Regions from separate parts of the Mus musculus genome. Here regions 1, 2 and 3 are each linked to region 4. The links are chromatin loops, found by intact Hi-C in ENCODE. Cell type or tissue: heart. All regions are shown on one strand.

What was found. A loop is a pair of places that touch in the nucleus more often than their neighbours do. Peaks named below come from ENCODE experiments on the same cell type or tissue, not always from the same donor. Only the 100,000 strongest peaks of a DNase experiment are listed, where the experiment ranks them.
Region 1: it touches region 4 in a loop (2.9-fold over the local background); 3 of 42 quality-filtered maps call a loop at or near these places.
Region 2: a loop joins it to region 4, with 16 times the contacts of the local background. A loop is called at or near these places in 8 of 42 quality-filtered maps.
Region 3: it touches region 4 in a loop (2.2-fold over the local background); 6 of 42 quality-filtered maps call a loop at or near these places.

What each region holds. Positions count from the first base shown.
Region 1 is chr5:31,175,620-31,183,619 of GRCm38, reverse strand. Gtf3c2 (general transcription factor IIIC, polypeptide 2, beta) reads left to right here and starts at 3,476. Exons shown (of 19, transcript NM_027901.2): 1 at 3,476-3,736. In heart, a CTCF peak has its summit at 3,652; DNase peaks (open chromatin) are centred at 3,529 and 4,199; H3K4me3 peaks cover 2,421 bases; H3K27ac peaks cover 1,965 bases.
Region 2 is chr5:30,957,086-30,965,085 of GRCm38, reverse strand. Preb (prolactin regulatory element binding) reads left to right here and starts at 4,759. Exons shown (of 9, transcript NM_016703.3): 1 at 4,759-5,115; 2 at 5,674-5,863; 3 at 6,150-6,370; 4 at 6,535-6,615; 5 at 6,729-6,853; 6 at 7,025-7,198. The coding sequence starts at 4,981. In heart, a CTCF peak has its summit at 4,763; DNase peaks (open chromatin) are centred at 2,811, 3,245, 4,755 and 6,995; H3K4me3 peaks cover 2,262 bases; H3K27ac peaks cover 1,590 bases.
Region 3 is chr5:31,102,870-31,110,869 of GRCm38, reverse strand. Dnajc5g (DnaJ heat shock protein family (Hsp40) member C5 gamma) reads right to left here and starts at 2,551. Exons shown (of 6, transcript NM_177677.3): 1 at 2,449-2,551; 2 at 1,868-1,983; 3 at 1,162-1,375; 4 at 551-692. The coding sequence starts at 1,980. It also overlaps a transcript of Slc30a3 not described here. In heart, no CTCF peak of the experiment used is centred here; no DNase peak of the experiment used is centred here; H3K27me3 peaks cover 1,185 bases.
Region 4 is chr5:31,046,005-31,054,004 of GRCm38, reverse strand. It overlaps Slc5a6 (solute carrier family 5 (sodium-dependent vitamin transporter), member 6), which reads left to right and starts at 5,926. Exons shown (of 18, transcript NM_001360022.1): 1 at 5,926-6,039; 2 at 6,206-6,375. It overlaps Atraid (all-trans retinoic acid induced differentiation factor), which reads right to left and starts at 5,365. Exons shown (of 7, transcript NM_027855.4): 1 at 5,249-5,365; 2 at 4,425-4,543; 3 at 1,737-1,808; 4 at 1,472-1,543; 5 at 1,121-1,242; 6 at 1-44. The coding sequence starts at 5,332. In heart, CTCF peaks have their summits at 3,412 (motif pointing left), 4,436 and 5,798 (motif pointing left); DNase peaks (open chromatin) are centred at 4,494, 5,404 and 5,774; H3K4me3 peaks cover 2,616 bases; H3K27ac peaks cover 2,278 bases.

The DNA of each region.
Region 1 (8,000 bases), 130 kb before region 4:
CTCTGTAGACCAGGCTGGCCTCGAACTCAGAGATTTGCCTGCCTCTGCCTCCCGAGTGCTGGGATTAAAGACGTGCACCACCATGTCCGGCTGGGATGTCTTCTTTTTTAAGTAGTATAAACTCATTTCTGTAAGCCATGTAATTTCTGATTTACCTTTTTGGTAGGGATACCTAGATGGGTCAAAGTGCTTCATCCTGCTTTGTATCAGGGAGCAAACAATGGTGTGTGATTTTATTTTTAGTAATGAGTGTTTCCTGGAGAAAATTTCCCTGAACTTTTCATGAATAGTGGTTTTATCCAACTGCTGTTGGCTATCTGAATATTTGCACTGGAATATAAAAGTGGTTTTTTTTTCTAACTCTCATTCTTTCCATATTTAGTAATAATCATTTTATAGGGTATGATGGCACATGCCTGCAAAACAGCCAGCACAAGGAAGGCTAAGGCAGAAGATTCATGTACTTGTAGCCAGCGTAGGCTGCTACACAAATCAAATGAGAAAGGGAGGGTGGGAGTGTAAGTCCCTCACATCACTTTGTTTTTCTAAACTCTAAGTCCTACTGGAAAGGAAGGATAAATACTTCACTGTTCTTTTATACTCTCTAGTTTTTGTTTTTCAGCCAGGGCGAGGCTGTCCGTGAAGGGCACTTGGCCTTCCAAGTGCTTCTATGTACTGGGTCTCCAGGCTTTGGACTACCATACTCCGTGGCATCTTATTTTAGATCAGTATGAGTATGTACCACTCAGTGATACAACAGGATTAGAGCAAAGCAACAGGATTAGGCTCATGCTTTAGAAAGATAACTGTCAAGAAATTAGAGACTGAGTCAGAACACCTAAGAGAATGTTTATTGACTAAAACTATAAGTGTGCTTACCTAAATACTGGCCCAGTAATTCAACTTCAAGGCATTCATCCTAGCCATACAGTAACATGTCTGAAGGAACTTAGACATTAGATTATAGTAGCAGGCCAGGCATGGTGGTGCACGCCTTTAATCCCAGTACTTGGGAGGCAGAGGCAGGTGGATTTCTGAGTTCGAGGCCAGCCTGGTCTACAAAGTGAGTTCCAGGACAGCCAGGGCTACACAGAGAAACCCTGTCTCGAAAAACCAAAACAAACAAACAAACAAACAAACAAAGATTATAGTAGCAATCTATAATTCTTTCTGGTGAAAGAAAGCCTGCAGCTCAGAGAGGCAGAGAAAGCACTCAGCAGCTGACATCTCTTATGTCCCTTCTTCAAACCGATGTCCCTCCCTCTACTTCGTTCGTCTGTCTCCCTGACTCCTAATAATCCTACCTTCACTTCTGTCAACTGGTTGCTTGCTCCTCCTCTTGATCAGACTTTATTTATTCCTGTTTACAGTATTCAATATTGTAATATTGGATTAAAGGTGTGTGCTGAGGCAGAGGCAGGCGGATTTCTGAGTTCAAGGCCAGCCTGGTCTACAAAGTGAGTTCCAGGACAGCCAGAGCTAAACAGAGAAACCCTGTCTGGAAAAACCAAAAATGTGTGTGCTAAGGCTGAGCCGCACGACAAATAAAAACAGGTTTTTCCAGTAAATAACAATCTGAGGTCACAGTATGATCAAATCCTGCAACAGTTCTGGGCAGTGGTGGAGCACGCCTTTAGTTCTAGCACTTGAGAGGGTGAGGCAGGCAGATTTCTGAGTTCAAGGCCAGCTTGGTCTACAAATTGAGTTCCAGGACAGACAGAACTATACAGAGAAATTCTGTCTCAAAAAAAAAAAAAAAAAAAGAAAGAAAGAAAAAGAAAACAAAAACAACAACAAAAAAAACCCCAGTCAGACAGGGGTGGAAGAGAGATCTCAGTGGTTAAGGGTGTGTGCTTCTCTTTTAGAGGACCAGTTTCCCAGGACCCATGTTAGATGGCTTCCAGCACCAAGTGACCTAACATCCTCTTCTGGCCTCGAAAAGCACCCACATGAATGTGAGCATAGTTTCTCTCTCACACGCACACAAGAATTGATAGACATGGAGGTTTGTGCTTGTAATGAGAGCACTTAGGCTGATGCGGAGCCGTGATGCGCTCCAGACCAACTATGGTATTCCATAAAAGGGAATTTCAGTATAAATACATACGCTGGACCAACAATGAGAAACAGATCAACTGCGTGCAGGGTTAGTTAAGCTTAAAAAAGAGCCTTCAGGCTGGAGAGATGGCTCAGCATTTAAGAGCACTGACTGCTCTTCTGAAGGTCCTGAGATCAATTCCCAGCAACCACGTGGTGGCTCACAACCATCCGTAATGATTCTGGTGAGTCTGAAGTCAGCTACAGTGTACTTAGATATAATAATAAATCTTAAAAAAGAAAGAAAAGAGCTTTCACTTGTTGTATCTTAAACTTTGAGAATCTTTTTCCAAAATCAAAGTTATTTTAAAAAAATTTTTTTGTGTGATAAAACCAAAGAGAACTTAACCAGAGGCAGGATTTTAAGAGATGTTGTTCATCAAAGCACTAAATCTGTTACTCCCTATAAAATGTTTAGGAGCTATTATCTAAAAGAGGAAGACAGCCATTCAAAATGCTGTCATTTGAGCATAAGAGGATGTCGGAGAACTGGGTGTTCTCTTTCTTTCCTTTCAGATTTTGGCTAAATCCCTTTTTCCTTTTTTAATTGGTAGGATACAGGATTACCCTGGTAGAACCTGAATTCCTGAGCTCAAGAGATCTTCCTGCTTCAGCCTTGAGTACCTAGTCTGGGAGTTGACGTGCCCCATTGTTTTCTCCCTTTCTCATTTTTCTGAGACATGGTCTAATATAGTACAGGCTGATTTCCAATTTCCAAGTAGTCATGGATCACGTTGAACTGCTAATCCTCCTGACTCCATCTCCGGAGTGCTGGGATTATAAGCGTGCACCATTACTCTTTGTAAAGATTTAACCAAGGGAATAATTGAACAAGACTATTTAGAAAGGGGAAAGCTGCCATATTTCACCTCTTCCGGTTCATTTTAATTCGCCCTCCTCCTGGGTAAAGGCAGATCTGTGAAAGCTACATGGTTTTAAAAGGCTGAAAACCTTGTTGCTCGGAGGCCACTTCCCAGTGAGGGAGTGGCGTGAGGCCTGGGTTGATGCTCTCTTTAAAAGCGCAGCCTACCCACCCAGGCTAGGCTCCCCCCGCTCTTTTCTTCCCTTGGCCTCTTTCCAAGCCCTCCTCTTTATTTTCTTCCTGTCTTGGCTCATTCACTGGCAGCAGAAAATCAGGAGATCTCTGGGGGCGAGGGATTGTCTCCTAGTCCGTCGAAGCTCGGGACTGTAGTTAAGAATCAGGTGTGGTCAGGCTCTTTTCTCCACAAAGCCAGCAACCTGGGTGGAAAGGCAGGTCGGAACGCTCGGCGACAGCAGAAGCGCGACACTTTCCTCTTCAATGCTTTTCCACAAGGCTGCTGGTGGAGCTGCGGTGCCGCGCAGGCGCCGACCTCCCCTTCCGGTCGCTGAAATTCCCAGAAGGCCCTGCAGTGTCCTAGGGCCGCGGAAGCCACGCTCCAGCTCGCGGGCGTCGGAGGGCTCAGTGCCGCGCCGCGCTGCATTATGGAACACAGAGTTTAAAAGAAAGCTCGGCAGGAAACGCGTTCCAGACCAAGCTTGCGTTTACCTTGTCTCGGGGGCGGGGCAAGGAAGAGCCGATCAAGATTTCGTCATAAAACCGCGACCCGACAGGCGGCGCCATCTTCGAACTTGGACTTCCGGAAGGACTTTGGCGCGGGTGAGTGTACCGCAACGGGGTGTGCGGGGGACCCAAAATTACTCCTCCCATTCTTTTGCCGTAGCGCTAAGGCAATGGGAACCGATTCCCGATTCCCGTCTTACTCCCGCGCAAGACAGCGCGCCTCCTAGCCTTTGCGCTTCTCCCGAGAACCGTCGAGCTCTCTCCTCCGTCCCCACTGGGGCCACTGAGCATCCCCCATCTCTGCCAGCCGGTCTTACCTTCTTCCCCAATTCGGTGTATGTAGCGCGGTAAACTGGACTCAGGTTTCTGCACTGCTTACGTTGAACTCGTTACGTTGGGCCTTCGGACTTGGGTGAACCTGCAGTTATCTTAAGGCTTAGGGAAATCAGGGCTCGCCTGGGGCTCGAAAGCTGCCCCCACGGCCAGGATTGGGGAATGGCAGGTGGTGGTGTCTCTGTCTGATTGCAGTCAGTCCTCTTGTGCTCATTCCCTCTTACTGTGTCTCAGCCTTTTCCTCCAAGTGGCTCTAACCCCGGGGGTTGTGCCCCGCGCGCTGCAACCCCATTGGCGCAGCCAAGGGCCAGTTATGTTTCCTTATACTGGTCCTTTTATCCCGCGGCAAGTTTGCCGTCTTTTGGACAAGACAGAGATGGCGACTTCACCCCCACAGGAGGTAATTCACTTTTCTGGGCAGGTTTAGGACATAACCAGGTCTTTTTGCCCTTGGAGGTACATTGATTGTTACATAAATTCAAATTAACCTTTGCTTACGTTACCTTTTACCGCTTACCGCTATCAACTGCAGTGCCATTTTTCCTAATAGTTTTAAGTTGTTCTATTCAGATTTACACTCTTTAGTTTCTAGCAGTATCAACTGAAAACGTGAGTTGCAGGTTTTTGTACAAATAATATGTTTGTTTTTGGACCAGTAAAATTATCTGATAAATCACCAGTTGCATGATAGGAATACTTTGGGAACCAGTGTATTAAACAGTGTATGTGAAGTGAGTCCGTGTTTAAGATGAAGTATTATCTAATTGTTTTTCTTTTGCCAAAGTAGTCAGGTTAGCAACCTGAAGCAGCAAGGAAATCAGACAGTATGGGATATAAAAATCCTAGTTAGAATTTACTGAACATTTCTTCCTTTACTGTTTAAAATTTGTATTGTCAGATCCTAAATAGGAATTCTACCATTCACTGCCACTGCCTTTTACTAGAAGTGAATTTTTTCTTTTTTTTTTTTGTATTTTTTTTATTACGTATTTTCCTCAATTACATTTCCAATGCTATCCCAAAAGTCCCCCACACCCTCCCTCAGAAGTGAATTTTTAAAAGGATTTTTTTTTTGTATGTTGAGTCACTCACTGAAAAAAGTTATATACTGATTCATGCATCGAGTTCGAATAGTGTAGTAAACCAGGAAGGCAAGATCTTACAAACTTACTTAACTTACTTTCTTATCTTTATCTTACAAACTTTCTCTTTTGGTTTTTCAAGACAGGGTTTCTTGTGTAGCCCTGGCTGTCCTGGAACTCATTCTGTAGACCAGGCTGGCCTCGAACTCAGAAATCTGCCTGCCTCTGCCTCTCAAGTTCTGGGATTAAAGGCATGCGCTACCACCACCTTCCAAACGTTCAAAGACAGATTGATTTTGTCTTAGTTTACTAAAGTCTGAATATTGGTTTGTTGTTACTTGTTTTACAAGACCACTTTCTTGGAGACAGGTTTTTATCCCTGATTGGCCTGGAATTCCAGATCCTTTAGCTTCAGCTCCTAAGGGCTGAGATGACAAGCTTTCACCATCCTGGCCAACTGACACCTTTAAATCTGAAGTGAGAATCTGTTTCGTAGCTATGGTTACCATAGTTACTTAATCGCAATTTAATGTTCCACTGTTGTGAATGATGCCAGTGTTTGATATTAGAGTTTCTCTATTAGCAAGTCTTCTTCCCTCCCTCCCTCCCTCCCTCTCTTTGTTCCTTCCTGTACTGGAGATTGACTCCAAGATTTTGGGAAATGTTAAGCAAATGCTCTACTCCTGAACTATTCTTTAGCTCATAGAAAAGAAAAAATTACATGGATCTTACACTTGCATATCCAGGATGTCATGCTGATGAATGATGTCTTAGCTTAGTGAAGGGTTTCTCAAGGCTGTAATTCTCTTCTGATTTCAAGTATTTGTGAGAACTTTGAAGCAGCTCTGGTGCCTTTTCCTCTGTAGGCGACTCATACCAAAAGTGCTGAGATGAGCAGAGATGTTTCCTTTTGAAATGTAGTGTTTTCACTCAGATATTTTTTGCTATAGTAATTGTTTGTTGATTTTATTTCTTTTTTGTACAGTAAGCCTTTGCTTTATTCCTGACCGTGGGTGTTTTGCTTGTGTGTATTGTATGCATGTGCACCTCTTATGTGCCTGGTGCTCTCAGAAGACCTTAGATCCTTTGGTATTGGAGTTGTGGTTGGTTGTGAGCCACCACGGGGGGTGCTGGGAACTAAACCCAGGTCTTCTTAAAAGCATCAAGTGCTCCTAACTGTGGAACTATCTCTGCAGCACTCCAGTAAATGTTCTTGGTTCATAAATTGAGGTCTTCCTTATTTCAAGGTCTTCCTTTTTTCAGTATTTTGGAGGGTGGGAGTTTGAGAGGAGACTGGGTCTCACTATGTCCCTGCTGGCCTGGAAGTGTCCGTCCTCTTGACTGTGATACTTTTCACTACTGGGATTACAAGTGTGCTGTAATCCCTCTCTTCTATTAGCTTTTGGTTTTGTTTAAAACAGGGTCTTAATTATGTACCTCTGGCTTGTCTAGTACTCCTGATGTAGACTAAGCTGGCCTTGAACCTTTTCTAAGGTTTTTTTCTCTTAAATGCTGAGCTCTCGCTCTCTCTTGCCACCTTGCTCTTTCAACCGCCTTGCCCTTCTCATTCCTTTATTTATGAGATGGGAGCTCTTATGTGTTCCAGACTGGTCTTGAACTCCTGATCTTGGCACATCTCCGAAGTTATCACACTTGTCTTCCTTAAAATCTTCCTTGGAGCACACCTTTAATCCCATCAGAAGCAGGCAAATTCTCGTCAGGTCAAAGGCAGCCAGGGAAGCATTGTTTGAACCCTCCTCACAAACAACAGCAGAGCCCATCAATTTACTACTTGTTAGCCAGTGTCTTTCCTTTTCTTCTGTCACTAATGCCACGCCTATCATGTTCTTATAGCTAACTCTTTGAGTCCGAGAGCTTTCTCAGCCTGCCTTTGGTCTCACTGTTGAGCAGTGTTTGACTGCTCTCTTTCTCTTCCTGTGGATTTTGACCTGACTCCTTTCCCTGCTGCTTCTCAGGCCCCTCTGCATTGCTTTCTCTTGTTTCTTAGATCCGGTAGTGTTTGTGTTGGCTGAAAACCTACTTCTGTTTTCTGGAATAGTTTTTGGAAAGGTACTTTTCAACTTTTTTTCTTCCTGTCCTGCTTGCATAAGTCTCACGTTGGATCCTTTTTGCTTATTAAGAGATACAGGCCTTCTATTTACTGAAGAACAGTATCGTTACACCATATACAGTATCGTTAGCATATGAGGCTGCATTGTGTCCTCATTAGTTGAGTTAGAAGATTTACTGCTGTCATTTATAATCTAGTTATAGCTACGAGATTCTTTGGAGCTTTAATTTACATATTTCGTTTAGTCTTTATATGAGCACACCTTTCCATTGAGGCTGATGAACTCTTTTATCTTTTAATTATGTCTCAACCTATAGAAGGTTCCCTCCTGGGATTTGAACTATTTCTTCCCCTTTTTCAAAGGCAAATAGGTTGTCCTGACCCCAAACTGGACCCTTAGAGAGTTGTATTTGCTCGAATTTTTGGTTTGTGGTCAGTGTTTTACTTCTGCCAATCTCCTTGGTTTGTGATTATATATCTGATATTTCTGGATTCATAAAATCGAAGATATTTTCGTCTATTATTTGGTGTGAGAAAGTTCTCTTGTTTTTTTGTTTGTTTGTTTTTTGGTTTGTTTTTTTTTTTTTTTTTTCGAGACAGGGTTTCTCTTTATAGCCCTGGCTGTCCTGGAACTCACTTTGTAGACCAGGCTGGCCTCGAACTCAGAAATCCGCCTGCCTCTGCTTCCCGAGTGCTGGGATTAAAGGCGTGCACCACCACCACCCATTGAGAAAGTCCTCTTAATGTGATAGGATGATCTTTAATTGTATTGTAGACCAGAGGCATCCACTATCCCCAATTCAAATGTAACATTGATGGCTAGGATCCAGAAAACCCTTAACTCTTGTTTTGTTTTGTTCTTTTTCTTTTTATA
Region 2 (8,000 bases), 89 kb after region 4:
GTGAAAGGTCAGATGCCATCACTCCTATGAATTGAATTCAACCTCCAAAGTTTATGATCCTTAACCCCCAGCACAACCGTATTGCATAGTAGGGCTTGTGATGGAGATTAGTGGGGAAGGGTCTGCCCTTCCTCAAATGGGGACAGAAACCTGGGCTGGGGACATAGCCCAGTTGTAAGGATGCTTGCCTCAAACACACTAAGAGCTGGGATGGATCCTCATACACAAGGAGCTGTGGTGTATTCTTGGAACCACTGACGTCAGGCTCTGGCAGCTGGAAGATCTAAAGTTCAAAGCCACCTTCAGCTACCTAAGGAGTTCAAGACCAGCTTCATCTGCATGGGACCTGTGACTTTCTCCTGAGCCTCTCTCTTTCTCTTAACCTTCATTCTCAAGGCCTAGGTCAAGTGTCTTCTAATAAACTACAGCTCTTTCATAAAAATAAATAAATAGATGGATCAATGCCATTACCACTGAGTGTTTTTATTTATTGTTGAAGGTTATTATGTTTAATTGTGTGTCTCTGTGTGGGTTTGCACTGTAAGTGCAGGTACTAGTGTAGGGCAAAGGGTTCCTTGGAATTGATGTTATAGCAGGTTGTGAGTTGCCCATTGTGGGTGCTAGGAGCTCAACTCAGGCCCTCTTTGCAAGGGCACTGTGTGGCTAATTTAAAGTCAATTTTGACACAGTCATAGACATCTGAGAGGAGGGAATCTCAGCTGTGAAAATGTCTCCATAAGATTCATTGTAGACAAGGCTCTAGGGCATTGTAATTAGTGATCAATGGGGGAGAGCTCAGCACACTGTGGGTGGGAATTTCCTTGGTCTGGTAACCCTGGATTCTATGAGAAAGCAGTCAGATTAAGTCATGAGGAACACGCCAGTAAACAGGACTCCTCGATGGCCTTTGTGTCAGCTCCTGTCTTCAGATTCCTACCCTGATTTCTTTCAAGGATGAGCAGTAATATGGACATGTAAGCTAATTAAACCCTCCCTCCCCAAGTTGCTCCTGGTCATGGTGTTTCACCACAGCAATAGAAACACATAAATAAGACAGGCAGCAAATCCTCTTAGTCTCTGAGGTGTTGCTCCATAGCCCAGCTGGAATGTCTTCATTAAAAGCCTGTCTTGTGGGCTGGAGAGATGGCTCAGCCATTAAGAGCACCGACTGCTCTTTCAGAGGTCTTGAGCTCTATTCTCAGCAACCACATGGTGGTTCACAACCATCTGTAATGGGATCTCATGCCCTCTTCTGGCATGCAGGTGTACATGCAGATAGAGTATGCATACACATAAAATGAATAACTACATCTTTAAAACCCCTGTCATGTATGCACTCATATGCTCTCTCCCCAATTCCCCACATGTACTCTGTGTCCTCACACTCTGGCCCAGACCAGGGGTGGTGGCTGTGTGTGGTACCAAGTTCTGCCTCTCTACCAGGGGTGTTAGGGCATCACCAGTATTCACAATATGCTGGCCCAGAGAAGGCCAGAGGCAAAGTCTGGAATAACATACCCTGTGTTTCCCTTCAGGGGTCAGTGTGCTGCTTCTGCTGCTGCTCTCCAGACCTGAAGGGGAGAGTGGGGTCTGGGATAAGTGCTGTGGTTCCTGGCCTCCTCTCTGGGTACCAGGGTGTTGCAGGTATACTGCCTGGAGAGGAAGTCAGGAACAAGAGTCCAAGGTCCTCATCTCTGCTCACGCGAGTCTGCATACCAGGCAGGAAGGGGACCAGGGATGAGCAGGATTTGGTCCAGTTGGGAGAGAATGCTGAAGAGAAAGGGTCTTCTTCTGGAGTCATGATGTCACAGCAGTTCATTTAGGCAAAGGCCTTTCCCATGGTGATCGGTCATGAAGCAGCTCTCTGAGACAATCCTTGCTTGTTCATATTACTTTATTGGGAGTGGATGAGGATGCATACACTTTTTTTCCGGGGTGAACCAGGGATTATATACCTTTTGGGGTAGAGGCGTGAGAATATTCAAGAAGGTCATTGGCTGAAAGCTAAGGCTATCTAGAGCCTTCATTAATATGGAGAAGAACTAGAGGTGCTATGATACATGACTGTGTGCCCAAGGCCCTCTCAGTTGGTGGTCATGGTTACTTGTTCCAGAGCAGGCATGAGAGACTGGGAGGAGGCAACCCCCCTCCTACTGTCTCAGATCCCTGAGATTTCTGGGGCTTGATTGGTAGTGCAACCTATGTACCCCACAGTGACTCAAGCCTTTAATCCCAGCTCGTGGGAGGCAGAGGCAGGTGGATCTCTGTGAGTTCAAATGCCAGCCTGCTCTCCAGAGGGAGTTCCAGGACAACAAGGGATACACAGAGAAACCTTGCCTCAAATAACCAAAACTGAACTAACAAAAACACAAAAAGCAGGCCAGGCATGGTGGCATATGCCTTTCTATCTAGGAGTTTGAGGACACCCTAGTCCCTTTAATCCCTGCACTCAGGAAGCAGAGGCAGGGGGATCTCTATGAAGACCAGACTGATAAGGAGTGAGCTCCAGTACAGCCAGGACTACACAGAGAAACCCTGTCTGGAAAAAAACAAGTAAAAAGAAAAGCAAACAAACAGACAAACAAACAAACAAAAAAATAAACTGTCCTTCCCTCTGCCCTTGTGGGCTGACCACTTGACTTCTCACAACAGTTTCAGAATCAAGTCATTTCTGGCCCATAAACAAAAGTAAAAGGCAACTATTCGCCAAAGGTGCTGATGAAAACTGGTAACAAAACCAGGCATCTCTCTCTACAAGAGATGCCCCAGGCAGACAGCCAGGCTGGATCTGTAAGGACGCACACATCATGGTTCACAGCTTATATTGAATCTCAGCCAAGGAGCAGTCCTACCAGGTAGAGCTGGAAGTTTTCACCTCTGGAGATTTGGGCACATTTATCTAGGAACCCAAGTGGGTGTTTATCAGCACTATAAGTGTAAGTTGCTTGGCTCAGTGATAAATTCGTACACTTCAGTAAGGAAAAGAGGTGGGAAGTTGTCATCAACCCTGAAAGATGATCTCTGAGCGCACGTGCACCACAGAGCATGAACGCCGCTCCCCACCCCCACCCCCCCACCCCCCCGACAAAAACAAAAGGGAAGGAAAGGCATCAGGATCAAACTTTCTTAGCCAACCCCAGTTAGAGTGTTTGTCCATCCCCTCAACAACCATTTGCAGTAGAATGTTCACAAGAAATAGCACATGATGTTCTTGCCTAGACTTGGAGGAATTTGGGTGGGAAGAGTATGTGGTAGATAATATCTACAACAGGAAATGACCATCAAACCAAAACAACTGCATTAGAGCCTGGCTGCCAGGTGCTTAGCGACCTTCCTTTCACTTGCTCAACAGTGTTTTACAAACAGGAACTGACATAAAATAAGAGAAGCGGCCAGTGTGAACTGGAGTTTGCCTAGTCATTTTTCATTCACACAGTGAGAAGTTCTGCTTCTTAGGACATCTCTGAAACCAAATATGGAGTGTTTTCAGACACATCTCCAATTCTAAGACACCAACTAGGTATCTGTCCAACAATGGAACGAAATTTCTAACACCACCCACCCACAGGTGTTCACACTGGATAGATCCCATAAATCAAAGGGACTGATCCTAAAGGATCGTTTCCAGTGTCTCCAGCTTTGAGTCCTGACCATCTATCTGTACTTCTAAATAACAGGCTGGGAAGCAGAAGTCCCTGTGACTTCCTCTGTCAGTCTGGTAAGTTGTCAGAACAGCACACAGAGCTCACTTCCATCTTCCTTAGGATTTCTCTTCTAGCATAAAGAATAGAACTCAGAATTAGCAGAAGGGAAGAGATGTGTAGGGCAAGGTACATGGAGGATAAAGGGTGAAGAATGCAGTACTTCCTTGCCCTCTCTGGGCACACCATCCATCCATCCAGCACCTACATGAGACCACCAACCCAGGAGCTCATTGATCCCTATTGTCTAGGGTTGTTTTAAAAACAAATATTTCATCATATGGGCACATACTGGCCACTGGTGACTGAATTCAGTGTCAAGTTCCTCTCTCCTCCCTGAAGGCTAGTAAATGGGCCTAAAATTGGCTTCTTCTAATCACGTGGTTTGTTCAGCTGCATATGGGTCCAAAAGACACCATGGTAGTATAAATTCATGTATGGTTGACTGGGGCTCATTATGAATCGCAAAAGACATCAAATACTAAAATATAAACCATATTCAAATAATGGTCCTTACATCTCTATAATGTGAACATGTTCCAAAAACACTTAAATAGTAGGGTAACCAAATAGCCCGGTTTATCTGGGATTTTGTGGGTTTTTGTGCCTAGTCTCAAGTCTTGCCAGTCCCATGAGTTCGATGTTCCAGAAGTGGATGTCAAGCCATAAGAAAGAGTCCAATCAACCGCGGAGGATGCTCTCAAAGTGGGGACTGATTTCTTCATATTAGGATATTAGGAAGCAGTGAATCTGTTTTGGAGTGTCTGTCCTCCACACAACCCGGGAGAACCCATTTCCTCCCTGGAGTAACACACAAAGGCCCGGCTTGTACGAGTCTGCTGTGTATCTCTCCTGAAGTGGGGACTGTCCCAGTCCGAGAACTTTTTAATTCGATTTACTGATCTTCAGTAATCTCTTCTAGCCCCACCTCCCACGCCCCACACAAAGATGGCAGCTTCATCGTCATTCGGGGCTAGGACCCGGATCCGACGCCAGGGTTCCGTGACAGCGCGTCCCGCTAGTGCTGACGCGGATTGGCGTCTTGCGCTTGCGCAGAGAGAGCCCAGGAGCTCGGCGCGTGCGCACTGAACGCCTGCAAGACCCAGTCGGCCGCGCGGGCGCAGATCGGCTGCTTGCGGTGGTTTGAGTGGTGGCAAGTCCAGTGCTGAGAGGGGTCGGCAGTCTTCCGGAAAACTCTAGCGCCAAGTTCCTGAGCTTTCGGAGGCGAGGCGCGGCATGTCGTGGGTTCCGCGGGGTTGGCGGTGAACGTGCGGGCGGGATGGGTCGGCGCCGGGGTGTGGAGCTGTACCGGGCCCCGTTCCCGTTGTACGCGCTTCGGATAGACCCCAAGACTGGGCTGCTCATCGCTGCGGGCGGAGGAGGAGCTGCCAAGACCGGCATAAAGAATGGCGTGGTGAGAACGCAGGGCCACTGAGAACAGGTTATACCGTGGCCCAGGGAGATTCCAGGGTGGCCGGGGGATGCAGAGGTGAGCAGTACCCCTGATTTAGTCCCTACCCATTTCTAGCGGGAGCACCCAGGATTGCCGTTCGGGTGCTGGTTTCACCTGAGCAGAGTGGTTGAGACAGCCAAAATTAGACTGAAAGCTGTGCAGGTCTGCGAATCCAGGACTGTCCACGCCGGATTACGAGAGCTGGTCCAGGGCTCATACGCTGGCCTTTTCCAGGAAGGCACATTGTCTTGTCCATCTTCAAGCAGCTGGAGACGGAATTCTTTTCTTTCTGTAAACTGGACCTAGTAATCTAAACCCTGCTTGCTGTATGAATTAAGAAGCTCCAGTAAGAGAATACAGCTCTAAGCAACAGCAACAACAACCAAAGAAACAAAAAAACAAAAAAAAACAAAAAATAAGAGCTGGAGGTGCGGGAAGCAAAAGTACAACTGAGAGAGACTAGGATTTAATGTGACTTCCGGGCTGGCCTGACCTTTGCCCACTTTGGTTCCCTCACAGCATTTTCTGCAGCTAGAGCTGATCAACGGGTGCCTGAGCGCTTCCTTGCTGCACTCTCATGACACGGAGACACGGGCCACCATGAATTTGGCGCTTGCTGGTGACATTCTTGCTGCCGGACAGGATGCCCAGTGTCAGCTTCTTCGTTTCCAGGTCCATCAACAGAAGGGCAGTAAAGCGGAGAAGTCAGGTGAAGAGCTTTGGAAAAAGTCGCTCTAATTCTTGGTCTCCAAAAACGAGAGATTAGGTGTGGGGCAGTGGTCACATTGAAGTCTGTACTTGGGTCACTAGAGGACTGGTGTTAGTTAATACAGATGCTCAGGTCCATCTGAGGGAGGTGGTGCACAGCTGTAGTCTCAGAGCTTAGGAGTGGAGGCAAGAGGATATTTAAGGCTAGCCTGGGGTGCCTAGCAAATCCCTGTCTTAAAAAACAACAACAAAGGAATCTGGTTCCTGGCAAATTGTTTGTGTTGCAGGTTCCAAGGAGCAGGGACCTCGACAGAGAAAGGGGGCTCCTCCAGCAGAGAAGAAATCGGGAGCACAAGTTCACCCCGAAGGGGTTGAACTCAAAGTAAAGAATTTGGAGGCAGTACAGACAGACTTCAGCAATGAACCGCTGCAGAAAGTTGTGTGCTTCAACCATGATAACACCCTGCTTGCCACTGGAGGAACTGATGGTCATGTTCGTGTCTGGAAGGTGTGGTTTTAGGGGCTTGGGGGGGTGGGTGAGTGTTAGTTGCAATAACACCAAAATTGTGAGAATCTGAATATGCATTCTGTGAAACTTGAGTGGCCATTGGGGTAAGAGGGATGGGGATTTCAGCGTTCTCGCTGTCTGGTCTGTAACTGTCTTGGCTGTAGGTACCTAGCCTGGAGAAAGTTCTGGAGTTCAAAGCCCATGAAGGGGAGATTGGAGATTTGACTTTGGGTCCTGATGGCAAGGTAAGGAGGTGGAGATGTGGGATGCTGGTGCAGAAAGGCAGAGCCTATTGTGTGCCTTGCACAGTACATAGATGTCCTAACTGTCCATCTTTGGGATCTTTACTCCTCCCCAGCTGGTTACAGTGGGCTGGGACTTTAAGGCCTCTGTGTGGCAGAAGGATCAACTGGTGACACAGCTACAGTGGCAAGAGAATGGACCAGCCTCTTCTAATACACCATACCGCTACCAGGCCTGCAGGTGTGCAGGTCACAGGGTGGCTGGCAGGCACACCTCAGCTGGGAAATGGGAAAAGACAGAAGGAGCTGGCCATGGCTGGAGCCTTGTTGGAGGTTGTTCCAGGTGTGACCAGGGTGCAGGGCACAAACATGAGGGCTGACAGGAACTGAAAGCCTTTTGCCTGGCCTCCAGGTTTGGGCAGGTTCCAGATCAGCTCGGTGGGCTGCGACTCTTCACAGTGCAGATACCCCACAAGCGCCTACGTCAGCCCCCACCCTGCTACCTCACAGCCTGGGACAGTTCCACCTTCTTGCCTCTTCGGACCAGATCCTGTGGCCATGAGGTCATTTCCTGCCTCAGTGTCAGGTGTGAAGTCCTACTGCTTGATTGGATGGTGGGCGCTTGAGGGAGCTGGGGAATGAGTCCTGACTCAGTCTCTGGAGGACCACTGTTGTGGGGAGGGAGTTTGCACAAGCTTCAGAGCAATGAGCCCTCTGTTGTGTGTTACAGTGAACCCTCTGTTGTTGTATGTATGTTACAGTGAATCCTCTGTTGTATGTTACAGTGAATCCTCTGTTGTATGTATGTTACATTGAATCCTCTGTTGTGTGTTACAGTGAATCCTCTGTTGTGTTACAGAGAATCCTCTGTTGTCTGTTAGTGAATCCTCTGTTGTGTGTTACAGTGAATCTTCTGTTGTGTGTTACAGTGAATCCTCTGTTGTATGTGTGTTACAGTGAATCCTCTGTTGTATGTATGTTACAGTGAATCTTCTGTTGTATGTTACAGTGAATCTTCTGTTGTATGTTACAGTGAAACCTCTGTTGTATGTATGTTACAGTGAATCCTCTGTTTTATGTATGTTACAGTGAACCCTCTGTTGTATGTTACAGTGAATCCTCTGTTGTATGTATGTTACAGTGAATCCTCTGTTGTGTGTTACAGTGAATCCTCTGTTGTATGTTACAGTGAAACCTCTGTTGTATGTATGTTACAGTGAATCCTCTGTTGTATGTTACAGTGAATCCTCTGTTGTATGTATGTTACAGTGAATCCTCTGTTGTGTTACAGTGAATCCTCTGTTGTATGTATGTTACAGTGAATCCTCTGTTGTGTGTTACAGTGAATCCTCTGTTGTATGTTACAGTGAAACCTCTGTTGTATGTAT
Region 3 (8,000 bases), 57 kb before region 4:
GGGAGGCAGAGGCAGGCGGATTTCTGAGTTCGAGGCCAGCCTGGTCTACAGAGTGAGTTCCAGGACAGCCAGGGCTACACAGAGAAACCCTGTCTCGAAAACAAAACAACAACAACAACAAACCAAAAACAAAAAAACAAAAAATAAAGCAATGCATTCCTCCTGCCCGAGTCCCCCACCCGTCAGCCCGCAGGTTGGGAATGAACTCCAGGGCCTTTCACGTGCTAGGCAAATGCTCTGCTCCTAGATCATCCTTCTATTTGCAATAAGCTGCACCTGCAAACTTGCCTTCAGCGATTTCCTTTGAAAGACTGTGCTTCCCCAGTTCCTTCATAGGAAAAGCCCTCGCTACACTGAAATGTCAGTCTGTAGCATAAGGAACATCGGCTACCTTCTCCGTCTCTCTTCACCTCCAATGAAACACTCAAGACACTCACATGTTGGGGTTAACTGCTCGGTTCACACGGGTCTTTCTCACAGCCCCTCTCTCCACTCTACCTTACCATTCCTTACTGAGACCTGACCCCCAATCCCTGTCTCTGTTCCTCACTTGATCTTGAAGGCTGAGAAGAAACATTCATTTGGCGATTCTCTTCCTCTTCCTCGGCTGATGGATTAAGTCTACCACAGCATAAACAGCAGCAGCAGCAACAACAACAACCAGTGAGCAAGCAACAAAGGATAACAAGTGTCTACAAGAGAGGAGAGAAGAGGCCTTGGTCCCCTGTTCTTTTTGTAGTTCCATGCAGATCCCCCTCTCTCTGTCCTCACATCTAGAAAGGGAGGACAGACACAATTGTCTTGAGAGGAGGGCAGCCTTCCTTCCTTACTCTATAGACACAGACACTATCTTACTATATAGCCCAGGCTACCCATTGCCTCCCAAGAGCTGGGCTCAGAGGTCTGTGTCACCACAGCTGGGTCAATTTTATTTTATATTCTGCCTACATGTATGTTGTGCATCATGTGCAAGCCTGATAGCTGCAGAAGCCAGAAGGCAGCTCTGGATCCCCTGGGACTGGAGGTATAGATAGTAGTGAGCTGTCATGTGGGTAATGGGATCAAACCCAGGTAGGTCCTCTATGGGAGCAGTAGATGCTCCCCACCTGAGTCATCTCTCTAGCCCCTCCAATTCCTTTCTTAATAAGAAGTACAATGTACCTTGAACCAACAACTGTTCACTATAAAATAGAATCGGACACCTTCTTCACCAAAATGGTCATACAGGTATAATCCTAGTGAGCCGTGCCGGTCATAGATCTTCTTTTTTGTAGGGTCGGTGAGTATGGCATGGGCTGTGTTGATCTCTTTGAAGATTTCTGCTGCTAAAGGGTTATCTGGATTCTTGTCTGGATGATATTGCAAGGCCAGTTTCCTATCCAGACAATAGTCAAAAGGACAGTGGGGAGGGCTACAGGAAGCAACTGAGGCAAGAAGATTAGGATGAACTGCAGGTCTGGGTCTTTAGATAATGCAAGGGATACAGGAGATGGGGATACAAGATGCAGGCAAGGTCTACATTTCTTCTCAAGTCACACTGAAGGAGGGGTGGCCTCCTTCGGCCCCAAGATAAAATCGTCTTGGGATTTAAAAAAAAAGGGGGGGGACTTGGGGCTGGAGAGATGGCTCAGAGGTTAAGAGCACTGACTGCTCTTCCAGAGGTTCTGAGTTCAATTCCCAACAACCACATGGTGGCTCACAACCATCTGTAATGGGACCCAATACCCTCTTCTGGTGTTTCTGAAGACAATGATGGTGTACTCAGATATATAAAATAAATACATAAATCTTTAAAAATAAATAGAGTTTGAAGATGTTAAAGGTAGTGGGGGGTATAGATACCAGGGGTGAATAAAGGGCATTGAACCTGTAGGCTTTTTTGATGTCTGCAGTCTCAGCACCCTTCTTCAGTTCCAGCACTGCATAGAGGCTTTTCCCAGTTCTAGATAGTCGCTGGGTTGCGTCATACGTAAGAGGCATGCTCTGAGTCAAAAGGACAAAAATACAAGTTTGTTCTGACTTGAATCACAAGAATGTAGAAGAACACAAATGTCAAAGCCATACACATTTCCCATTGTCCGGCATGTAGCTCCCAGTAGAGCGGCCTAGAAAGGAGAGGTAGGTCTAAAATGAGGAACAGTCTGTCTACAGCTCCTGTACCTGAAGTAAATAGCCCTACACCTGACCACCTGGTGGCTGAGTTTGAAATACCAGGTAACCCAGCCACTAAATAGGTTGGATCAGAAGTCAAAGTCACAACAGTCGCAGAGAGAACTAGCCAGATCAAAGATGGGTTCAGGACCCCATGAGGGCCTAGACTCGCGTTCCTCTCAGCCTCAAGCCCACAGCACTGAGAGCAGGATGGCTCCCTGGACAGAGGGGAGGCGACAAGAACTGTTGCGCTGGACAGCCTAGCATCTTCTTTTGACTCCAGACCTAGCTTATTACCTCAGAATTGTTCTATAAAACCAGGTAGGCCTGACACAAGCTTCCTTCTTCCCGGTAGACGTGAACTTTCATATTGCCTCTGGGCTATGGAAACTGCGCTTGCGCACTTTGTAGGGGACGCGAGTTTTTTGGCGCCGCCAGCAGGACCGAGTCGGGAGCCCATATTGGGCCCGGAACTTTTGTCGCTCCAGAAGCCTGACCCTCAGGCTCAGGGCTGATCGTTACTTCCAGCCCCCAGGGCCGAAGGCACAGCCTTCCACATCATCTCATCTCCAGGGAGAGGCCATGACCATCCCGATCACCGTCATGGGTCTTCAACTCACTAATGGAAAAACTATGGGCTTGGTGACCTAGCAGATGAGAGGTAAGGCAGGAATTACCTTTGCAGACATCCTCAGAGTCTTCACTTGGTCCTTTTTATTTCCCTTCCATGTAGAAACTTCTCTACAAATGTTGAAACTCACCTCAAATATCAGTGTTCTGGAAAAATCTGACCTTCCCCGGTCAGTTGTCTCCTGTTAAGGCCTTTATGGCATTAGACTGTAACAGTTTGTTGGCATGTCCCTTCAAAGTGATATTTTTGATCCTTTCCAAAAGTCACTCTTCACTTCTGTGCTTCCATACTAAGGAGACACCATAATGTAATTATATAATCTAGGCTGTATATTGAGTTGTTTATAACTACTTGACCATACATTAACCCCTTTCATTGAAAAGCTTATAACATCCTTGAACAAATTTCTGATTTCTGTCTAAGGGTTGCGTAGTGGGAAAGGAGTTATTGAGTTAAAAGGAAAGGAAAAATGTATGTGGTGTGTGTGTGTGTGTGTGTGTGTGTGTGTGTATGCCTTTGGTGACTTGCATGTGGAGATCAGAGATGTGAGTATTGGTTCTCTCCTTCCTTTATGCAGGTCCCAGGGATTGAACTCAGGTGGCCATGCTTCGTGACAGGCACCTTCACCCAATGACCCATCTAACTGGCCCTGAATATGCATATTTTAAACTTTCCCAACTCAGCTCTTTCTTTTCTTTTCTTTTCTTTTCTTTTCTTTTCTTTTCTTTTCTTTTCTTTCTTCTCTTTCTTTCTTTCTTTCTATTTTATTTTTTCTTTTTTTTTTTTTCCGAGTCAGGGTTTCTCTGTATAGCCCTGGCTGTCCTGGAACTCACTCTGTAGACCAGGCTGGCCTCAAACTCAGAAATCCACCTGCCTCTGCCTCCTAAGTGCTGGGATTAAAGGCGTGCACCACCACGCCCTGCCCAACTCGGCTCTTTTAAGATTTGTTTATTTATTGTGCGTGGTGCTTTGCCTGAATGCATGTATACCATGTGTATGCTTGGTGCTTTGAAGAAGTCATAAGAGAGCATCAGATTCCCTGGAATTGCAATTATAGGGGGTTGTAAGTCTGTGGGTGCTGGGAACTGAACCTGGGTCCTCTTCCAAAGCAACAAGCACAGCTGGGCTTCATGGTGCATGCCTGTGGTCCCAGCACTTGGGAGGCAGAGGCTGGCATCTACGCGTGTGGCATTAGCCTGGTCTACATAGTGAGTTCCGAGACAGCCAGAGCTACATAGTGAGACCCTGTCTGAGAAAAAACCAAAACACCAAAAACAAGCCAAAAAACAAACAAAAAGAATGGATAAAGCCAACTCTTAGATGTCAATCTCCTTTCCCCCTTTAGTGAGTTCTGATGACCCAACACAGGCCTTTAGGCTTTCTTTACAGCAAGTGTTTCTACCCACTGTGTTTGTTACCTTGCTGGCCCCAAACTGACTGTTTTTGAAGCTATTGGTCCATATTGTTAACTTTCTTCTCTTTTTTTTTTTTTTTTTTTTTTTTTTTTTTTTTTTTTGGGTTTTCCAGACAGGGTTTCTCTGTGTAGCTCTGGCTGTCCTGGAACTCACTTTGTAGACCAGGCTGGCCTCGAACTCAGAAATCCACCTGCCTCTGCCTCCCAAGGGCTAGGATTAAAGGCATGTGCCACCACCGCCTGGCTATTGTTAACTTTCTTACCAGAGTGGTTCCGAAGGTACCATTTTACATCCCCACCTGCCAACATGGGAAGGGACACTTGTCTCTACCTGGCCAGACTTCTTGTCATTCCTCACAGGGGGCAGTATTTGTAATGTTGCCTTCCTTTGCAGAGGAGGGTTCTCAGTGCTTGCTGGAACATGGAATTGGGCGAGCTTTATTCCTCGTCCCTGCTCATCACCCCTTGCGTAGCTTGTATTCTTCGTTACAGCTGTTCTTGCCGTTGACTTTCCCAGGTTTTAAGTGTTAGGTCGATGCTCCATGGCTGAGATGCCAGTCACCTAGGCAAGCATACTTACCAAATCCATGAGGTTGGGTCAGATGAGTTTTGAGGCTACCCACCCAAGCAGGAAAGGGGAAGTTGGTCACGTACTGGTTTGTGCTGATTTGATTTTCTAACCTCAATTTTCAACAGCACCAGTGCCAATAGACATAGCAGCTCCCGTGTGACCCACAGGGAGGGAGAGCAACAGGCAGAGCCACATGCACTTTGAGTGGATTTCCCTCCCTCTGTTTCTCAGGCCGGGTGGCTCTGCCCTGCCTCTTTCTTCAGGGTCTTGGAGAAGTGTTGTACTGCTTTCTCTGGGGTTTGCCTCTCTCCTTTCCTGTCACTTCTTTGAGGACCGTGTTTCCACCGACCTTGTCATTTTCTCTGCCTGGAGGGCTCTTTCCTGGAGTCTTCCCGAGCTTTACGTCTCATCCTCACAGGTCTCAGGAGCTTGCTTCCTCAGACAGGGTTGTTTTCGAGCCAGGGTTTCTCTGCGCATCCCTGGCCGTCCTAGAACTCACTCTGTAGACCAGGCTGGCCTTGGACTCACACAGTTGGTACTAAAAGTGTGTGCCACCACGCCTGGCTTTAGACAAGGTTTTAAACTGAGTTCTCTCCTTATCTACATCACAACCTTCACCATGATACAGACAGACAGACAGACAGACAGACACACACAATTATTTTCATAGTAATTTGTTTAATGTTTGACTTTCTCAGTTGACGACGCCCATAAGGGCACGGACCTTGTTGGTTTGTATCTCCAGTGCTTACAGCTGTGCCTGGCTCACAGTGAGTGAATTCATGATTTGTTGAATGAGCTAAAGCTAAAGGATCTTTGTCCCGATAGAATGTAAGCCTGGAGGTTGTTCCTCCCGATAGAATGTAAGCCTGGAGGTTGGCCAGCAAAAACTGCCTGTGCTAGAAGCTGGGGAAGTGGACAAGATGACAGAGCATCTTTGCCCATACCGTTCTAGAGGTGACAACCTGGGGGTGGGGCGCATGACAGATAACATGTCACATGTTCCTGAGCTCCTTAGTTCCTAGTATTCCTCCAGCTCTTCATACAGTTACTGGGATACTGAAGGTGATCAATGAATGCCATTGGCTGAAGGAAAGAGCACCTTTACCCAACCATTTCTGAGCTCCGAGACACGGATACACTCGTACAGACAGCATGACTGCAACCCTGCTGTACCAAGACGGGCCCTGGCAGAGAATCAGTAAACATCCTTCAAGTCTTGCCAGAAGCTGCAGAATGCGATTTCTTTTTGTGCACACCCTCTGGCATCCTAATCCATCCCAGTCTGTGGCCCTCGAAAGAGCCTTCAGTTCTTGTGATGCCCTGCTCCGAATAAAAAGATACGGCAGCCTGGCAGCCGCCAAGTGTTGGGACACAGCAGGCAAGAGGGCCTGGCGTGCTGTGTGACCCGAGGCTTCTACGCACTGCTTTCCAGACAGCACAGCGCTTTTGATGGGTTCTCAGGAGCCTGCAAGTCAGGTGCTAGATCCCTCTTCTGGCTCTGGTTCTAACTAGCCATGTGATCCCTGCACCTCTGAACCTTCTCTTCTTCTATGAGATCACTTGCTACTCCCACCTGATCCCAAAACTTAGATTTGCTTGCAAAAATAAAAGGAAGAGAAACAACAAAATAAACTTGTCAGCAGATGACCACAGGTTCCGTTTTCCAGAGTTCTTTGTCTTCCTGTCACACACCTTGAGTCAGTGAGCTTCCCCGACAGCCTACTCAGCAGCCATTTGGTCCTGTTTGAAGAAACAGTGAAGCATCCCTTGTTTATCCACAAACAAAAAAACACTGTAGTCACATAGCTAGAATACACACATATACAAGACAGCAGACACTGGTATATTTATACTATGTATATATATATATATATATATATATATATATATATATATATATATATGAACATATGTAATTGGAGAGAAAGAGAGCGATCATAATTTGTCACATCCAACAAGCCAGTTCTAGAATTACAGTTTTTGAGCTGAAGAGATTTAATTGCAACTGTGATCCCTTTATTTCCTAACTGAAGCATGTATTTTCCAAAGAGAAGGACCAAAAACAAAAACAAAAAAAACAAACAAACAAAAAAGCAGGGTGTGGTAGCACACGCCTTTAATCCCAGCACTTAGGAGGCAGAGGCAGGCGGATTTCTGAGTTCGAGACCAGCCTGGTCTACAAAGTGAGTTCCAGGACAGCCAGGGCTATACAGAGAAACCCTGTTTCGAAAAACAAAAACAAAGAGAAGGACCAAGCTACTGAGAGTCACCCGGTGGTGTCCAAACTCAGTCTCCTGACTCCAACTTAGGGTCTATGCAATGACTGCCCACTGTGGTTTCTGTCCTGTATTAGTCAGGGTGAAGTTTCTAAAGCAACACTTCTCAACCTGAGGGTCGAAACTCCTTTGGGGGTTGTATGATCCCTTCATAGGGGTTGCCTAAGGCCATCGGAAATATAAGATATTTGCATTACGATTCACAACAGCAGCAAAGTTACAGTTATGAAGTAGCAGTTCATCTATCGCTGGGGTCACCACAACATGAGGAACTGTATTAAAGGATTGCAGCATTAGGAGGGTTGAAAACCACTGGTCTCGAGTGACAGAACTGATAGAAAAAAATATGATACAACATATATATTCATATAGGACATATATAAATGTTAGTGTTAGGAATATAAATAATATATGATGTATATTACATTAGGTTTATATATAATATGTATGATTAATATATATATTAGGTTAAAATATTATTCTCATATATACATGAGATTTATTAGAGTGGTTTACAGGTTTGGTTCCACTGTTAGGGGAATGTTTCTGAAATGTGAATGGAAGAAGAAAGACGCCAGCAGTAGACATAAGCTAAGATAGCTACTGAAAGTCTTTGGTCCTGGATGCAGTTTGTGTTCTCATTTTATATTCCACATTTATAAACCACAAGGTGGGGCAGCCAAGCAACCAAGATTTTACAGAATAGCAGTCATCAGGTTGTCAAGGACCCACTGTCTAAGCTGGTTTTCCAGGTCATTCTGCTTCAGGTAGTGAGTGAAGTCATGCTTCGTAAGTAGGCAGTCCAAGTAGAGCTTTAAGTAAACCACTAATAAATCAGCATCTAATAATTGGTCTTTTCTACCTTATTCTGCTTCACAACTATTCTAACAATGGCAGTGTCAAGACTGAATGTCTAAGGATCCAGTGCTGTTCAGGAGGCTCGTTATCTCAGCT
Region 4 (8,000 bases):
ACCAGGACCGTCAGATGCACAAGATCCGTTCTCAGGACACATTTCTGGGAGCCAGAGAAAAACAGTCACTGAAGTCTAAGGCCAATTACCCTGAAGAGCCAAGCTCCTCTTTCTTCTTCTTCTTCTTCTTCTTCTTCTTCTTTTTTTTTTTTTTTTTTTTTTTTTTTTTTTTTTTTTTGGTTTTTTGAGACAGGGTTTCTCTGTGTAGCCCTGGCTGTCCTGGAACTCACTTTGTAGACCAGGCTGGCCTCGAACTCAGAAATCCACCTGCCTCTGCCTCCCAAGTGCATGTGCCATCACGCCGGGCTTCAGAGCCAAGCTCTTCTGATCTCAGAAGCAAAGCAGGGCCTGATTGGTACTTGCATGGGAGGAGATCACTGGATCTCATTAGGCATTTTTTCAAATCTGCTTAGATTCTTAATTATTTGTACATCAAAAGTAGAGGGAAAAGCCAGGCATGGTGGTAAACACCTAAATCACAGCGTTTGGGAAGCAGGGCAGGCGCGGATCTCTGTGAGTTCTGGTGTACACAGCAAGTTCTAGATCAGCTAGGAATCCTTACAGAAACTTATCTCAGAAAGTCAAAACAAAAAGAAACACTAGAAGAAAAGCTCATCAGGAGGTAGTGCAAGCCTTTGATCCCAGCACTGGGAGAAAAAGGCATGCATATCTTTGTGAGTTTAAGGCCAACTCAGATTGCAGAGTGAGTTCCTGGACAGCCAGAGCTGTTACACAGAGAAAGTTTGTATCAAAACAACAACAAAAGCCAGGGTGTGGTGGCGCACACCTTTAATCCCAGCTCTCTAATCCCAGCACTCAGGAGGCAGAGGCAGGCGGATTTCTGAGTTCGAGGCCAGCCTGGTCTACAAAGTGAGTGCCAGGACAGCCAGGGCTACACAGAGAAACCCTGTCTCAAAAAACCAAAAAAAAAAAAAAAAAAGAAAAAGAAAAAAGAAATAATAATAATACAGCAACAATAATAATTAAACCTCGTCAGGGGAATAGAGAACACACAGGACAAAAAGGCACTTTAGCATCTTTACTTTTCTAACGTAGAGAATAATTGCTCTTTAGAAAGAAGGAAAGCACTCTCCAGTGAGGCGACCATGCTAAAGCATACCTGGGCTTCCAGTGCTATTGCAAAGGTCCCTTTGCCCTTGGCAAATCTGCTTGTCCTTGAAAGAAGTAACATTGTCCCAGGCATTACTACCTCCAGGACAGGGAACATCTTGTGGTAGTATCCTGAAGACAACACATATGATCATAAATGCACAGCCAAAGAGGTTGGGGTGTAGCTCGGGAGTAGAACAAACATTCAACAACACACAAAGCCATGGGTCCACTCCCTAACACACATGCACATATGAACTTACTCAGTCACGCGCACACGCACACCCCACACAGCAGTAGTGGCTCTCATCCTGCTGAGCACTTAGCACATCAGCACTCTCTCCCTTCCTGTATTACTCACAGAGTCTGCAGCTGAGTAAACCCACGGAAGGTGTTGGCCAAATCATCCTTGAGAGGATTTGCCTGAAGGTCTCTGCAAAGTACACACTGTTAGCGCTCTGTTTGCAGAAGTTTTCTATTAGCCTTTATATGTGCTGTCCTGGGCCAGTAACCCACTCCTTATCCTCAGTTGTACAAGGTTAGATGCTAATATTAACCTACCTTCTCAAGAGTTATTTCCCATCACCATATTTATCTTTTGGGCAGGAAAATATATAACCACTTACATGATAATAGCAGTATAAGCCTGTAAAAAGTTTGGACCAGGATCCTTCAGGGAACAGTTCTGAAGATCTAGCCTGAAGAAACAAAGAAATCAGTGTCAACTCTGCCTCTTTTTCATCCCCTACTTAAGCTAATATTGATGGAATATCTATGTTCAGAACTGTAAGGTTAAGGCTATGGTAGCAGACATTGTAATCATGTAGTAGCCAATCTAGTTAGCCCTGGCTACATGTAGACATCTTAATTTACCTAAAATTCAAGTTCACTCTCAAAAGCAACACTTCAAACACATAAAACCTTGGATCCTGTGCTGATTAGTACAGATATGTAGCATTTCAGTCAGCAACTGGAATTTCTATTGGGTCACACAGTTTCTTGTTTTTAATATTTATTTATTTTATTTATATGAGTGCACTGTCACTGTCTTCAGACACACCAGAAGAGGGCAACAGATCCCACCAAAGATGGTTGTGAGCTACCATGTGGTTGCTGGGAATTGAACTCAGGACCTCTGGAAGAGGACTCAGTGCTCTTAACTGCTGAGCCATCTCTCCAGCTCTAATCAGTAGAGCCATGCATTGTGCAAATACTGGAAGAAGCCTTGTGGGTTTTTTTCCCTCCAGGATTAGTAGGTTTTACTGAAATTCTTACACTCAGAAGTTACTGTTGTCAGGGCCTTGTGCATTTCAGGCAAGTCCTAGCACCAAGCCACAGACAGAGATTTTGTTTTGTTTTGTTTTGTTTTGTTGAGACAAGGTTTCTCTGTGTAGCCTTGGCTGTCTTGGAACTCACTTTTTAGACAAGTCTAGGCTCAAATTCAGAGATCTGTCTCCCACTGCCCCTGAGTGCTTTAATCCCAGCACTTGGGAGGCAGAGGCAGGCGGATTTCTGAGTTCAAGGCCAGCCTGGTCTACAAAGTGAGTTCCAGGACAGCCAGGGCTACACAGAGAAACCCTGTCTCGAAAAAACCAAAAAGAGAGAGAGAGAGAGAGTGAGTCAGTCTCAACCGAGTGACAATCCTCCTGCCTCAGCTTCTCAAATGCTGGATTAGAGAGAATGATCAGCATCCCCACAGAGATCATTTTCTTTTGAGACAAGGTTTCAATGTAACCCAAGCTAGCCTCAAATTCACTAAGTAGCTGAGGGTTACCTTGATATTCCTCCCAAGTACTGAAGTTACAACTGCACACAGAGGTGTTAAATGAAAGGAAAAAAAGGCAAATCACTTAAGTTTTCCCAAGTAGATTTTCTTTCTTCTTTTTCTTTTTTTCTTTCTTTTTTTTGGGGGGGGGGGGTGGGTGGGTTCAAGTGCTGGGATTAAAGGAGTGTGCCACCACGCCTGGCCCAAGTAGATTTTATGTTACAGGTAACTGTAAATGCCTGTACATTAAGGATTTCAAGCCTCCAAGCCTTGTGGTGGTGCACACCTTTAATTCTGGCACTTGAGAGGCAGAGGCAGGCAGATCTCTGAGTTTGAGACCAGCCTAGTTTATAGAAGGAGCTCCAGGACAGAAAAATTCTATGTTGAAAAACCAACCAAGGGGGCTAGAAAGATGGCTCAGAGGTTAAAAGTTCTTAAGTTGCTCTTCCAAAGGTCCTGAGTTCAATTTCCAGCAACCACATGGTAACTCACAGCCATCAATAATGAGATCTGGTGCCCTCTTCTGGCACACTATACACAATAAATAAATAAATAAATAAATAAAAATTTAAAAAAGAAAAGACAAACCAACCAAATAAAAAGGACTTCAACAAATTATTTTTCCATTTACTGTGTGCCTACAAACTACAAAAATCATAACATAAAATATATATGTTTTTGCAAGCCTGTAATCCCAGCTACTCAGGAAGCTGAGGCAGGAGGATCACAAGTTCATGGTTAGTGTGGGCAATTAGTGAGATCATGTGTCAAAATACTGAAAAGAGCCAGATGTGATGGCTCACCCCTGTAATCCCAGTACTTGGGAAGCTGTAACAGCAATGATATGAGTTTGAGACCAAAACCTGTGCTACATAGTACCAGGATAGGCAGGGCTATATAGCAAGACTCTGTCTCAAAGAAAACAAAAGGAAAAGCAAATCCAAAAAAGGTAGCTTGCATAAAGTCCTAGGTTCATTTCCTAGTACCCAGAACAACAATAAGAAGAAGAAGGAAAAAAAAAAATTAAAGGCTGGAAAGATGGCTTAGCAGTTAAGAGCCAGTATTGCTCCTACAGAAGACCTGAGTCTAGTTCCCAGTACCCACACTGTATCTCACAACTGCCTATCATTCCAGCTCCAGGAGGATCCAAGGCCTCTGAAATTTTCCAGCACCTGCACTCAAGTGCCTGTACCCAGACAGTCAGACAGACAGACAGACACAATTAAAAACAAAAAAATAAAATGAAGAAAAATTTAAATGTATTTTAGTAAAAATAATACAAAGACTTAATAATAAAACTATTTTAAATGAAGCCACAAAAGCCTATAAAATGGCAAAAACTATGATTTGTCATTCAGGGAAAAAAAAATCAAAAGATCATTTACTTATCGAAAAATCATCAAATTCAAATGTTTAGAATCGAGCATTAAATGTCTCCACTTAGGTACTAATATTTATCCCCAGAGCCTGCTAGGCAAGTCTGTAGACTCCAGTCTGGGAACTCTAAAAAGTTCAAAAGAATATTCAAGGATGTCTTCTCCTCCCTCACCCCAAGATGGTGCCCTTCTGATTCAGGCAGCATCGGGCCTGCATTAGCTTCGATGTATCCTCACAGTAAGCAGCCACTCTGGACAAATTGTGCATACCTCCCGGACACAGGGTGCATATCTGCAGAAGAGAAAGAAACCTGATTAAGACTCCAGAAAGAAAAAAAAAAAAAAGAACAAGTCAGTAGCCTTTCCAGAATTCCCATAATGCAAAGCGGAAAAGTGCCTTTTGTAAACAGAACCCATTTTTTTCCCTTAAAACCCCCGCACCAAATCAGCGCACTGTACGAGAGAAGATCCTCGTGTTTGTGCATTATTACTTGACTATACTGTGTCCTCTCCAGAGACTTCTCCACCTGACAGGCATGGTTTGGCAAGTGTTAAAGGGCTGCAGGTACACAGCGTACTCAAGCATCACTATATATTTAGATAGATAGATAGATAGATAGATAGATAGATAGATAGATAGATAGATAGATAGATAGATAGATAGATAGTCGTGCCATTGCACCACGCACAGCATTCGTGCAAGGAGAGCTGGCAGAAGAACCCTGGGACTCGTCTGGGAAGCACTATTTAAAATTATTCAAAAGCAAGGAGATCAAATTTCAAAGGACTCTGAATGTGGGCAGGGCGAAGGTGCTAGTGGCCTGCACTACGTGAGTACTGGACAACACCATCCCCGCAGGCACAGGGCCCGGGGAAGCTTCAGGGACAAAAATCTGAGCTTCCGACTGGCCAAAGGGACAGACACCGGCGGGCGAGCTGGATTCCGGGCTGACGGCCAGCAACCTTCTTCAGCCAGATCTCAAACTTTCTTCTGTACCTCAGGTAGAGCCAGGGCCCTCTCCACGCCCAGAACCAGGAGCAGGGCGGCCGCCCGAGAGCCGCCTGACTCCCGAGACGCCATTTCCCACTGCTTTCCACCGTCTTGACAGCTCGCGAGAACCGAGCGCGAGGCTCCGCCCCCAGCGTGTCACGCGCCAGCCTTGAGGCGAGGCTTAGCTTCCAAATCCTGTCACTCTGGGGCGTGGCCTGGTCCGCCCGGGGCACGAGCCGTGGAGCCCGAGGCGTAATTTGCCCGCAGGTTCGGGCTGCTCGCGGAATTCTGAGCTCCTGTCCTGCGCTTGCTCGCGGTGGACAGACCCACCATCTCTCCATTCTTCCTGGAGCGCAGGCCTGTCCAGTTAGCGCTTAGTTGCCTTGAGCTACTGCATGACCCTCAGCCCGGTGCGGACGCCCGGGCAGCTCCATCCGCCCTTAGTAAACATGGCGGCGCTGGGACCCGGGAGGGCGGGGGTAGGGGGCGGGGTCCTGCTGTCCCGCTGTCACCAAGTCAGGAGGTGCGAGCCGAGCCGAGCCGGGCCGGGCTGGCCTGCGGGCCAGCTGCCCTCATGTGGAGATCTCAAAGGTGGGCAGGGCGGGTGTAGGATGGGCCGGGCGAGGCGGGGATTGGGCAGGGCCGGAGAGACTGAGTTCAGTCGCCTGGAGGCGGGACTGGAAGGGGCGGGGCGGGGTGAGCCTCTCGGTGTGGGCTTTGGGGAAGGTCTTAAATACTAGTGCAAAGTCGTGGGTTCGCCACGTGCGGAGAGAAGGGGAAAGCTGAGCCGAGAGAGGGTAAGGGTGATGGAGGAGTGAAGATCGGAGGGCGAAGGGCAAACGCTGGCAAGAGAACACGAGCCTGGGAACCCTTCACCTTAATGTTGCGTAGTGTTCTGCAGCCCGGGCAAGGACGCGAAGCGGGAAAGACGCTTCCTTAACTCATGTTCTTTGCCTTGCCAAGGGGGAAAAACCAATGCTGGTTTCGGAAAGAACGTAGGAACTTTGGTAGCCCTGGCCGAACCACCGACGCAAGGCAAGCAGAACAGCAGCAGGTCTGACTGGAAGGGCGCTGGGAGAGACCCATCACACCTAAGGGGACAGCTATTGCTCTGGGTGACGACTCCTCAAAAGGTAACTAGAGACAATTAGAGCTCATCTCAATTAGCCTGCCAATGCTTCCATTCCACAGGCTCCAGGTATCTGCCTGGAAATCCTGAATTTGCATTTATCAATACATTTAGCTGGTGGGATATCTTGTTTTAATGAGAAAGGCCATTCAGATCTTGAGGAATATTAAGCCCTAGATATTGGTGACAGTTGGCCCTGCAGGTGTTCCCTTATATTTCAAAGGGGGAAGAGGGTGAGGACTTAGCTCTGGCATTCCTAGTTAAGTCTTGTCCCCAGTACTGAAAGAAATGAACCCACAAACCTCAATACCTTTCATTGCAGATAAGTCCCATGCAATGTGAGACCTTTTTAAAAGACATGTCCACTGTTGTGAATCAGTGGAGTTTGTAGAAAGCCACTGTTCTTTTCCTAGAATTGGATCGTATGAAAGTTGTGTTACTGCTGGCTTGGCGTTTTCCTGTCTGCTTACCTCTTCTTCCTCTATCCCAGAGGCTTCGTGGTTTCTCAACGCAGATAATTAATCAGGAAACTCTAGAAGCAGAGGAACCAAATCGGTACTACCCGACCACTTGGTGTTTTATTTTGAGACCGTGTAGCTTTGGTTGGCCTGGAACTCATAGAGATCCACCTGTCTGCCCCCTGTGTGCTAGGATTGGTCTAGAAGGGTTTTTTCTTTATTTTTTGTTTTGTTTTTGTTTTTGAGACAGGGTTTCTCCGTGTAGCCCTGGCTGTCCTGGAACTCACTCTGTAGACCAGGCTGGCCTCGAACTCAGAAATTCGCCTTCCTCTGCCTCCCAAGTGCTGGGATTAAAGGCGTGTGCCACCATGCCCGGCTTGTTTTGTTTTTTCAAGACCGTATTTCTACAGATATGGCTGTCCTGGTATTCACTTTGTAGACAAGGTAGGCCTTGAACTCTAGAGATTCCTCTCCGTCCGCCTCCAGAAGGATTAAAGGTGTGTGTCACCCTCCTTGTCTATCCTCCTCATCTTCCCATAGCAGTGACAGCTTGCCAAAGAGAAAGAAAACTCAAGGTGTTGCAAAATATCAAGGCCTGGGGCCCCTTTAGGTAAACCAGAGCCCCTTAGAATCCTTGACCCAGAGACGGTAGAACATGTGGCCCAAGTTCAGACTTTTTCTTTGTCCTGTGAGGCTTATAGTTCAGGATTAGTCTGTGGGAACCGCACCCTGCCAACTAGGCAATATGTGCCCAACTGTTTGAATACAGTTCAGAAGATGCTCTGTTTCCTTGGAGGGCAGGGTATATTAATCTGTCACTAGAATAGTTGAAATCTATACTGTTCCATGAATGACTGACTACAGTTAGCACTCTGTTCCTTTCTTAGTCTTGGGACTAGTGAGATTGGAGCACTGGTGAATACCTGTGAAAAATTCTTTTTTATTGTGTGTCTGTATGTGTGTGTGTGTGTGTGTGTGTGTGTGTGTGTGTGTGAGTGAGTGCTGGTGTGAGGAGGCCAGTAGTGAGGGAGCCACAAGTCGATGGTTTCAAGCTGACTGTAGGTTTTTGGAACCAAACATGTCCTCCCCAAAGCAGCCACAACTCTTTCTTTGAACCCCTGAGCCATCTCTTCAGCCCTTGTAATAGATATTCTTCCTATGTGTGGTGGTG